2 separate regions of the Homo sapiens genome follow, and region 1 is linked to region 2. A link is a contact called in ENCODE Hi-C or POLR2A ChIA-PET data. All regions are on one chromosome and are shown on one strand. Each heading gives the region's core, a stretch centred on a gene start or an enhancer-like site at or near the end of the contact. The rest is flanking DNA. Distances are from core to core; before and after follow the strand shown.

The links. Hi-C counts contacts between places; a loop is a spot of excess contacts on that map. ChIA-PET counts read pairs that join two places held with the same protein, here RNA polymerase II (POLR2A). Pooled maps may share reads with other maps.
Region 1: a map of mammary epithelial cell shows a loop between it and region 2 (2.4-fold over the local background). The contact joins the enhancer-like site here to the promoter of KLHL26 in region 2. A Hi-C loop is called at or near these places in 2 of 168 maps with a recorded cell type or tissue (endothelial cell of hepatic sinusoid and mammary epithelial cell) and 2 of 50 pooled maps. POLR2A ChIA-PET finds 5 or more read pairs at or near these places in 4 of 52 experiments (B cell, HEK293, PC-3 and 1 more).

Annotation. Positions count from the first base shown.
Region 1 is chr19:18,761,781-18,767,204 of GRCh38, forward strand. It overlaps CRTC1 (CREB regulated transcription coactivator 1), which reads left to right. Exons shown (of 14, transcript NM_015321.3): 9 at 3,624-3,748. Among named protein-coding and RNA genes, the nearest start is that of COMP, 27 kb to the right of the region's middle. Within about 2 kb of position 2,494, at least 11 of the 41 ENCODE cell types and tissues checked have a DNase peak (open chromatin) inside an H3K27ac peak, as active enhancers do; they include PC-3 and PC-9, where a contact is called at or near this core.
Region 2 is chr19:18,635,108-18,640,669 of GRCh38, forward strand. It overlaps KLHL26 (kelch like family member 26), which reads left to right and starts at 1,921. Exons shown (of 3, transcript NM_018316.3): 1 at 1,921-2,030. The coding sequence starts at 1,948. RefSeq lists silencers at 1,066-1,255, 1,296-1,375, 1,386-1,545, 1,596-2,105 and enhancers at 1,592-1,886, 1,845-2,359, 2,360-2,874.

The DNA of each region.
Region 1 (5,424 bases), core at 1,244-3,743, 130 kb after region 2:
AAGGGGCGTGGAGGGTGGCGTGAATGTTCCTGGGTTTTTTGGAGGAGGGCATGGGGACTAGAATAGTGAAGAGGGAACAGGGCCCCAGCCCGAGCGCATTGAGGCTGCATTCTGACTCCCACACCTGGGCCCTGGGCCCTGGGCCCGCGGGGCTCTGCCACTGGACAGAGGGCACCAGAGAAGGCCCAGAAAACACAGCCGATTCGGAGGAGCCCTCTTCATTGTCTCCAGATAGACAGGGCCAGGCAGGCGGCATCCACACGCACCTGCGCAGAACCAGAAAGCTGAAGGTCAGCGCTGGGGCTGCAGGTACCCCTGCCCCGCATAGAAGCCACCATCTCCCAGCCCCTGCTTTTCCCCTCACATCTCTTCACGGCCACCAGAGCACATGGCCCCCTTCCCGCTGGAGGGTCCTTGGCAGGTCCCCAGCGCCCGCCCGGGAGCTGCGCACCTCCAGCAGGCACCCAGTCTAAACAAGCACAAGGAAACACACAACATACGTGGAAGCTGGAGCCGGCGCTGGCCAGAGCGGCCCGGTAATGCCTGACATGTGTTGGGTTGTTTGTGAACCTGCCGCCCAAGCAGCTCGCCTGGCAGGGGCTTTGCTTTCTGGACGCCTTTTAAATCAAGCCGAGCTGCCGGCCCCTGGCACACACGAAGGTGGCCCCCTCCCTCCTCGCAAGCCCACCCGCCAGTCAGAACGTGAGCTCCCTCAGGAAGGAAGACAGAGGCCTTCGCGGCCGAGGAGACAGTACCCCGCTTGGCTCCATCTACATTTCCCATATCCCTGGCTGCTTTCCAGAGTGCAGGAGGAGGGCAGGCCCTGGCTCCTCCTTCCTGGCCCAGCTTTGAGGCCGGGCGGGCCCTGACACCTGGCCCGCCCTCCCCTGGCAGCTCTCCCTGCCCGCTCCAGACTTCCCCTCCAGCTGGCTCTGTGCCTGTTCCCAAAGGTGAGCCAGGTTGCCAAAAGGAATTCAACAGCAAGGCTCCCGTCCGCCCTCCTGGGCCAACTGGCCTCTCCAGGGGTGGCCGAGAGCTCACTTTGCAGCCAGTGGAAGATTAAAAACTCCCTTGTATTCAGGGCAGACATTAGAGACTGGCAGCCCAAGGGCCAAATCCAGCCCATGGTATGTTTCGTGTGGGCCCACAGTTGTGCATCTGTAATACAGCCACACGCCACATCTTGACGTTTCTGACAACAGCAAACCACATAATCGGCAGTGGCCCCATCAGAGTATAATGCTGTGTCTTACTGCTCCTTTTCTAGGCTTAGACACACAAGTCCTTACCATTGTGCTACAGTTGCCTACTGTTTTTAATTTTTTTTTTCTTTTTTTTGAGACAAAGTCTCACTCTGTCACCCAGGCTGGAGTGCAGTGGTGTGATCTCGGCTCACTGCAACCTTCGCCTCCCAGTCCCAAGCGATTCTCCTACGTCAACCTCCCGAGTAGCTGGGAGTACAGGCGCCCACCACCACGCCTGGCTAATTTTTGTATTTTTAGTAGATACGGGGTTTCACCACATTGGCCAGGCCAATCTCAAACTCCTGCCCTCAGGTGATCCGCCTGCCTCAGCCTCCCAAAGTGCTGGGATTACAGGCGTGAGCCACTGTGCCTGGCCGACGGTATTCAGGACGGTCACCCTGTACAGGTTTGTAGCCTGGGAACAAGGGCCCTACCGTCTGGCCGAGGTGTGCAGAGGCTCTGCCATCCAGGTTTGTGTAAGTTGCCCTGTGATCCTCATGCACAGCCATGAAATCGCCGGACAACGCGTTTTTTCAGAAGTCACCCCCATTGTTAAGTGATGCTTGACTGTACTTAGAATCAACATTGAAAAACCAGGGGAATGCCCGTAGAACACCAGATTTCTGGCTGCTCTTGAAGAATCAGACAGCCCAGTGGCCATGGCCGATGTCTTGCACCTCGAGACGGGCCACAGTGCTCTGGTTTGCCTCAGGCCCCACCCGCCCCTGTCGTCCCACATCCATACCCTCACACGCTCCTGACGTTTGCCCCTACTTTGTACCGAGCCCGACCTCTGCTTCTGACCTGGGCACTGAGCATCTCTCGGCCTGCTGGACGCACGAAGTGGCGGACACTCAGGAGAAGATGAGGGAGTGGCCCAGGGTCGTGACTCTGAGTGTGCTCTGAGCAGGCTTCCCCCACATCCTCCCGTCCAGGCCTCTGTTGATGCCTCCCTGGACGCCAGGGCCTGCAAAGGGCGCTTGCTGCCTGGGGAGCAGTCAACAGCACCAGGCTTCCTCCCACAGTGCGCAGCCAAGCAGAGCTGCCAGGGCATCCGAGGGGAAGTGCAGGCGTGACCGAGCTCGCCCCGGTGAGCAGCTGCCCTGGGCACGGACAAGGCTGTCATCTCCCCTCGGCGCTTGTCGGGTGTGTTCCCATGGGCCCACGCACCCGCCGTCTCATCTGCCGGAACAAGGTTAATCTGGTGCCCAGATCTCCTGGGGTGAGTCAGGCGGCTTCACCCCCGCCTTGACTGCAGGCCAGATGCTCTTCAGAGACTGCTCCTGACCTCACCAGGGCCTCACTTTGAACCGGAGAGGGCGGCTGTTATCGTCGCCATCTCACCAACCAGGGAACCAAGTCTCCAGAGTGGATGGGGGTCAGGCCAGGCTCGCAGGGGTCCTCCTGCCATCGAGGGGCCTGTTGCCTGCCTGGCATGGTGCCCACAATAACCCAGCCAGCCCCAGCTACTGCCATGTTGAACTTGACCTCACCCAGCTTCATCACTGCAGCAGAATCCAAGGATTGGGTTGCTCAGTGCAAGGGCCTTCGGGGCCGGGGTGAGGGAAGGGGTGATGAGGCGGCTCCTGGCAGGACCTCCAGCAGGAATGATGTGTCAGACCCCAGGGCAGAGAGGGGGAAGGATGTTAAGGAGTGACATTCTTTAGTTCAGACAGCCTGATGGGTGGCACTGCAGCTTGGGGAATGCACCAGGTCTGGGGAGGAGGAAGTGGCTGTGGGACATAGGGGATAGCAGGTGCTCAGGTCTGGGGGCCAAGAGAAGCAGCTGCAGGAATGGGCACATTCACTGAAGGAGGGCAAGATCCACGAGGTGGTGGGCAAAACCACAGCATTGGGCAGGGCCTGCTGGCTTGAAGCTAACCACAACCCAAGCCATTTTCAGCCAAAAAAAACCATTTATTGTCTCCTGAAAGTGGGAAGCAGGCTCAGATGCTGCCTCTCCCCTGCAGCCCTTCAGCTGGCTCCTCACCTCGCCACAGGATGCCCCACACACGGCTTCAGACAGCCCTTCCTGGAATTCCATCCAAAGCCCCTGGGAAGGCTCTCATTGGGCCAGCCTGGTTACATGCCCATCTGGGGGCCAATCTTATGCTCCAGAGATGGGGATGTGCTGGTTGGCTGGCTGTGAGACACCCCCTTCCTGGAAGGAAGGAGAACAGACTCTGCAGGACTGTGGGACCCTCGGGTCAGGAATCAGGGCCTTCGGGGGGTGCCCAGGTTTGGCAGTTGGGACATGTCCATGGGCTTCTGTCTGAGCAGTTGAGCTATTCCCATGCAGTGTGACTGTGGGTGTGTAAGCAGCCCTTTCTCAGTGATCAGTCTCACACCTGCTCTCCCTCCCTCCTACTTCCTCTCTAGGAATGAGCACACCTGGCTCCTCTCCACAGCACCGCCCAGCTGGCGTCAGCCCCCTGTCCCTGAGCACAGAGGCAAGGCGTCAGCAGGCATCGCCCACCCTGTCCCCGCTGTCACCCATCACTCAGGTGCGAGGGCAAGGTGGGGGGCAGGTGGGAGGGGGAAAGGGAAAGGTGGAGGCCTGGCTCTACCTCTTAGAAGGCCTCCTGTTCCTTCCAGGAGGCCACAAAACCTTGAGAATGCTCCCAACACTTTTAGTTTTTATTATCAAATTTTCAAGCCGGGTGCCGTAGCTCATGCCTGTAATCCCAGCACTTTGGGAGGCTGAGGCGGGTGGATCAGTTGAGGTCAGGAGTTCGAGACCAGCCTGGCCAACATGGTGAAACCTCGTCTCTACAAAAAATACAAAAATTAGCTGGGCATGGTGGTGTGCGCCTGTGGTCCCAGCTACTAGGGAGGCTAAGATGAGAGGATCACTTGAGCCCAGGGGGTGGAGGCTGCAGTGAGCCATGATCACACCACTGCACTCTACCCTGGGAGACAGAGTGAGACTCTGTTTCAAAAAAAAAGAAAAAACTCAAGAGGTTAGCTTTTGATTTTTCAATTTGCTGTATTTGCTTGTCTACTTTTTTGGGTAGTTTGTATGTGTCTAGGAATTTGTCCATTTCGTCTTTGCTATCCAACTTGATGGCAGAAAATTTTTCATAATACTCTTTTGTAATCCTTTTTTTTTTTTTTTAAGACGAAGTTTTGCTCTGTAGCCCAGGCTGGAGTGCAGTGGCATGATCTCGGCTCACGGCAACCTTGCTTCCTGGGTTCAAGCCATTCACCTGCCTCAGCCTTCCAAGTAGCTGGGACTACAGGCATGTGCTACCATGCCTGGCTAATTTTTTTTTTTTTTTTTTTTTTGGTATTTTTAGTAGAGATGGGGTTTCACCATGCTGGCCAGGCTGGTCTCGAACTCCTGACTTCAAGTGATCTGCCTCCTTTGGCCTCCAAAAGTGCTGGGATTACAGATGTGAGCCACCGCGCCTGACCGTAATCCCTTTTTTAAAAAAATTTTTGAGACAGAGTCTCGCTCTGTCACCCAGGGTGGAGTGCAGTGGCGTGATCTTGGTTCATTGCAACTCTGCCTCCCAATTTCAAGCAATTCTTGTGCCTCAGCCACCTGAGTAGCTGGGATTACAGGTGACCGCCACCACGCCTGGCTAATTAAAAAAAATAATAATAGAGATGGGGTTTTGCCATGTTGGCCAGGCTGGTCTCGAACTCCTGGCCTCAGGCAATCTGCCCACCTCGGCCTCCCAAAGTGCTGGGACTATAGGCGTGAGCCACCACACCCAGCCTTGTAATCCTTTTTATTTACGTAAAGTTGGTAGCAAAGTTCCCATTTTCATTTTCTGATTTTAGTAATTTGAATCTTCCCTCTTTTTTACCTAATCAATGCAGCTTCATAGAATGAGTTAGGAATGTTCACTTCTCTTCTATTTTTTGGAAGTATTTTTAATTCCTCTTTAAAAGTTTGGTAAAATTAGGCGGGTGTAATGGTAAATTCCTGTAGTCCCAGGTTTGGTAAAATTCACCAGTGCAGCCACCTGTGTCTTAGCTCAAATGTGTTGGGAAGTTTCCAATCTCATCTCCTTCTTATAAGGCTATTCAGGTTTTCTGTTTTTTCTTGAGTCAGTTTTGGTCATTTGTGCATTTCTAGAAATTTATCCATTTTGTCTTTTTAAAAACAAAACAAAAAAACCCTAACAGAGAACTTTGACATTTTTAAAATTTTTTTATTTTTTAATTTTAATTT
Region 2 (5,562 bases), core at 671-3,170:
GCTGACTTAGGGCAGGCAAGGGTGTGTGTGTGTGTGTGCAGAGCTTGCCGGAACGTGAGCTGTTCATGCACGCGTGCATTCAACATTTGCAGAGTGCTTACTGTGTATTGGAGATGCCAGCAGTTCCCTTCAGCACTTGGTATCTGTCAGCTTGCACAGGGTCATCTGAGAGCATTTTGTGTAACGATTGAGCACGTATTGTTGTATCAGGCCCTCTGTTGGAGATGCTGGTTGAGTGCGGTCCAACCTGCAGGAGTCCACTCAAGCAGGCCCCTTCCTTCCTCCTATGGGGTCTCCAGCCCCATAGCCACCTCCTTCTTCCAGCACTGACGGGAAAGAAGGCTTTGAGCTCCTTCTGGATCACTGCTTTCTGCCCAAGACTGCACAAGTCAGAGTTTTCTGACTTGGAGGTTAAAAGAATAAATGAGCTCCAAGCTACAGAGGGGATCCTGGGAGCCTGGAGCTTACCAGAGATGGGGGGTGAGGGGTGCCCCCAAAAGGTCTAGATGCTTCATAGACGCCTATAGATGCAGGACTTTGAGCCCTGGCTGAGGGTCAGTGTGTTGGGAGGGCTGGTGCTTGGGGATCTGAGGGTGTTGGGTCCGGTGGAATGGACTTTGGGAGTGTAAGGTTTGAAGGATCTGTGGGCAGGGATTTGGGGGAGTGGGAGATGAGTTTTGAGTAGAGAATGGGAGATAATTGGATGTGCAGGGTTTTAGAGTATGAGAAACCAGAATTGGTGTATGAAGCAGGTGGTGGGAACCTAAGGCCAGATGATTGGGGTCTCAGGGTGGAGGCTCTGAAGAGGGTATGTCAGGGGAGGGTGGGGAACCATGAGGGGCTGGAAGTCTGAGGCCTGGGCATGGGTGAGTTTCGCCCCTGAGAGAGGCCTGGGAAGGAGGTAAGACTGGAGTCGGGGTGTGCAGGGTGGGGAGAGGGAGGGTGTGGTTCTCAGAGCTTAGAGACCCATTTCTCCATGCTCCATCTCACCCTCCCTCCCACCCTACCTATAACTCACTTCCCTGTGGCTCCAACGCCTCAAAGTATAACCACGCCCAGCCAACGCCCGGGGCACGCCTGCCAGCGCCCCAGGGCACTCACAGACACTCCTTAACACCTGCACGTGCCCCGCCCCTCCTCAGATCCGCCGCTCACTTAGCCCGGCCCCACCCCCATCAGATGAGGCTCCGCCCCCCCGGCCCCGCCAATCCCTCGCCCCCTCCACGCACACACCCCTGATCTTCCCCGCCCTCCTTCCAACCAGACTCCACCCCTCGCCCAGGCCCCGCCCTTCCTCAGACCAGGCCCTCTCTTCGCTTGACCACATCCATCCCCAGATTCCTCCTCTCTCCTGCCCAGACCCGCCCAACCTCAGACCCATCTTCTCCTTTCTACCTCCCCGACCACTCCCCCACCGCATTCCTAACCTCCACCTTGTCCCTTCTCACACCTGGCCCCGCCCTTTATCCTGCGCCCCGCCTCCTCCGCAGGCCGGACCCTTGTCCCTCCTCCTCTTGCCCTGGGCCTGCCCCTTCTTCAGACCCCGCCCCACTCCTCAGCCCAGGGACCAACCCCATCCTGCGCCTACTTGTCCTGCTTCGCCCCGTCCCCACCTATCCACAGACAATACGCCCTCTCAGCCCAGAACCGCTTCCCTTTCAGACTTGGTTCCGCCCCTCACGCCAGGGTCCCGCCCCAATCCGGCACCCCTAGCCCAGGCCCCGCCCTGGACCCACCTCTCTGCATAGCAGGCCCCTCCCTTTATCCCAGACCCGCCCCGGCCCTCCGTAGACCACGCCCCTCCGATTCCGGGCCCGCCCCAATCCTTGGTTTCTGGTCCCGGCCCCGCCCCTCCGCAGACCTGGCCCCGCCCCGCCCCCCGCGTCTCGGTTTCCCGGGCCTGCGCGCGCGGCTCCCGTCACTCGAACGCGCGACGGCGGGGGGAAGATGGCGGAGTCCGGCGGTAGCAGCGGTGGTGCTGGTGGCGGCGGCGCTTTCGGCGCGGGCCCGGGCCCCGAGCGCCCGAACAGGTGAGACCCGGCCCGCAGGATAGACCTGCACCTGTCTTGGAGCCCAGGAAACCTGTGGGCAGTCTTGGGCGTCCTGAGGGGTTGAGGGGAGGCCTGGCACGGCTCGAGGGTCTTTCGCTGAGAATTTGGACTTTACGGGGCCGTGGGGTACTGGAGGAGCCGAGGGCTACTGAGGGGGTGGCTGGAGGGGGGCTGGGTGCCCCAGGACCTCGAGGCGTCTGCAGGCGGCCCTAGGGACCTGAGAATCCTGGGGGTCTGAAGGGAAACCGAGGGGCTCTTGACTGTGGTGGGCCGTGGGGCAACTGGGGATGCCAAAGGGCCTGGGCAGCAGAGAGGGCCTGAGCAGGGGCCATGCCATGGCCAGTCTGAGGGTGGTGAGGTGTCTTGGGGGCTCTGAGGAAGGGGCTAAGGCCCAAGGCATCCTGGGAGGTGCTGAAGGGCCCCAAGGTGGCTAAAGGTGGTCCTGAGAGCGTGCTGAGGGGCGCTGGAAGGAGTAGAGACTGTGGGAGGCTCTGGGTGGGGGACTTAGGTGAATCTGGGAGTCTGAGATGGGGAGGCTGAGGGGGCCTGGGGTGGGTCTAGGGAACCTGAGGGGGGTGAGAGAACTCCAGGGGGTTTATAAAGAACATACAGAGGGTTCTTCTTTGGGGCTCCTCCCTTCCATCCCCATGGGGTCCAAATCCACATCCCCAACAGGCTAAAGGACTTACAGAAAGGTCTTGCCCTCAGACAAGGGGACAGAATTCACCCCTTTGGTCAGAGGGAGGCCCCCTTTCCCCATGGCCCAGTCCTGACATGGATTGCTTGAACGTCCAGGTTTGCATGACAATTAGTTATCATCAATAACTAATGATATGTGTGTGCATGCATTGTATTGGATTGTCAGAGGGAAAGAACACCTGCCTTAGGAGTGTGATCTCCTGCTCTTTTCCTATTGGGCAAAGCCAGACCCTCCCACCCCAGCTCCTCCTCTAGCCCAGCACCCAGGTCAGGCCAAGGAGGAAATTCAGGCTTTTTCTTGCTGGTGAGCTTCCAGGAGCCAGTAATTTCAGGCAACATGATAAATGATGAAGTTGTTTGATACTTACGTGCTGTGGAGTTTTGGACCTGTGGGCTGATTGTTGGAGGGAATGGCCTGATGGCCTGGCTGTGTGATTTGGTACTGAATGGAACACGCATGGGATGGGTGGGGAAGGGAGGAGGGATGGCTGGGCCAGGGCACAGAGGAGGCAAAGGCCCTGCCTGTTCCTGAGGATGCTGAGTGGCACCTTGAGACTTAGGTCTGTGGGCATTGAATCTGGTCTGCCAGAGGGGCCATGGGGAACCCAGGAGGTGTGTGTCCAGAGGGGTGACCAGCCTCCTGGGGTAGGTGTGGGGCAAGATTGTCCTGCAGTAGGGAGCCAGGAGATGTCAGAGGATTTTCAGAGATATTCAGGGAGTGGCCAGGGCTTGAAAATTGGGTATCAGTTGGCAAGTAAGGGACAGGGAAGAGGGACAGTGAACCCCAGGTCCCTGCCTTGGGCACTGGAGTGGGATAACCTGGGGCTAGGGCTTTTTTTATTTTTATTTTTTTGAAACCCCGTCTCGCTCTGTCACCCAGGTATCTAGGCTGGAGTGCAGTGACGCCACCAAGGCTCACCGCAGCCTCAAACTCCTGGACTCAAGTGATCCTCCCACCTCAGCCTCCTGAGTAGCTGGGACTACAGGTGTGCACCACCACACTTGGCTAATTTTTAAATTTTTTGTAAAGACCAGGTCTTGCTCTGTTGCCAGGCTGGTCTCAAACTCTTGGGCTCAAGCAATCTTCTTGCCTCACCCCTCACTAAGTGCTGAGATTACAGATGTGAGCCACCATGCTGGGCATGGCTCTTTTTTTATAAACAGCTTTATCAAGATATAATTAATTGCATGGCATACAATTCACTCATTTTGTTTTTATTTATTTATTTATTTTTTGAGACAGAATCTTGCTCTGTCACCCAGGCTGGAGTGCAGTGGCGCAATCTCGGCTCACTGCAACCTCTGCCTTCCAGGTTCAAGGGATTTTCCTGCCTCAGCCTCCTGAGTAGCTGGGACTACAGGTGCCCGCCACCATGCCTGGCTAATTTTTGTATTTTTTAAGTAGAGACAGGGTTTCACTGTTGGCCAGGCAGGTCTGGCATTCCTGAGCTCAGGTGATCCACCCGCCTCGGCCTCCCAAAGTGCTGGGATTACAGGCGTGAACTACTGCACCCAGCCAATTCACTCATTTTAATTTATCATTAAGTTTTTTTTTTTTTTTTTTTTTTTTTTGAGATAGAGTTACTCTGTTGCCCAGGCTGGAGTGCAGTAGTGTGATCTCGGCTCACTGCAACCTTTGCCTCCTGGGTTCAAGCAATTCTCCTGCCTCAGCCTCCCGAGTAGCTGAGACCACAGGTGCATGCTACCATGCCCAGCTAATTTTTGTATTTTTAGTAGAGACGGGGTTTTGCCATGTTGGCCAGGGTGATCTTGAACTGCTGACCTCAAGTGATCTGCCCGCTTCAGCCTCCCAAAGTGCTGGGATTACAGGTGTGAACCACTGTGCTCAACCCAGGTCATTAAGTTTCAGTACATTTACTGAGTTGTGCATCCTTCACCACAATCCAGTTTTTTGGAATGCTTCCATCACCCCAAAGAGTTCCCCCAAGCTCGTCTGCAATTAACCCTGCTCCACCAACATACAGCCCCGGGGACATCCTGATCTGCTTTCACTCTCTGTAGCTTTGCCTTTTCTAGAAATTTCGTAAGAATGGAATCAGACATGTGGCCTTTACGTCTGGTTTCTTTCCTTAACATAATGTTTTTGAAGTTCATCTGTGTTGTTGTATCAGAAATTTGTTCTTTTTCACTGTGGAGTGAAAATAAACAAACTGTGTCCGTCCATACAATCTCGTATGGACGGACACAGTTTGTTTATCCATTAACTGGTTGATGGACTGTTGGGTTGTTTCCATTTTGACAACTGCAAATAAAGTTGCTGTGAACATCTGGATATGTGTCTCTGTGTGGACGTATATTTTCATCCTCTTGGGTAAATACTTAAGAGTAGAATGACTAGTTCATATGGTAGATGTGTTTAAATTTCTTTTTTTTTGAGACAGGGTCTCACTCTGTTGCCCAGGCTGAAGTGCAGTGGTGCAATCACGGCTTACTGTAGCCTCTACCTCCTTGGGCTCAGGTGATCCTCCCACCTCAGCCTTCCAAGTAGCTGGTAGGTACTACAAGGGCGTATGCCACCACACCCAGCTATTTTTTCTGTGCTTTTGTTGAGACAAAGTCTTGCCATGTTGCCCAGGCTGGTCTTGAATTCCAGGGCTCAAGCAATCTTCCCACCTCTGCCTCCCAAAGTGCTGGGATTACAGGTGTGAGCCACTACGCCTGGCTATGTTTTAATTTTTTTTTTTTTTTTTTTTTTTTTGAGATGGAGTCTCTCTCTGTTGCCCAGCAGTTGTTCACTGCAACCTCTGTCTCCTGGGTTCAAGTGATTCTCCTGCTTCAGCCTCCTGAGTAG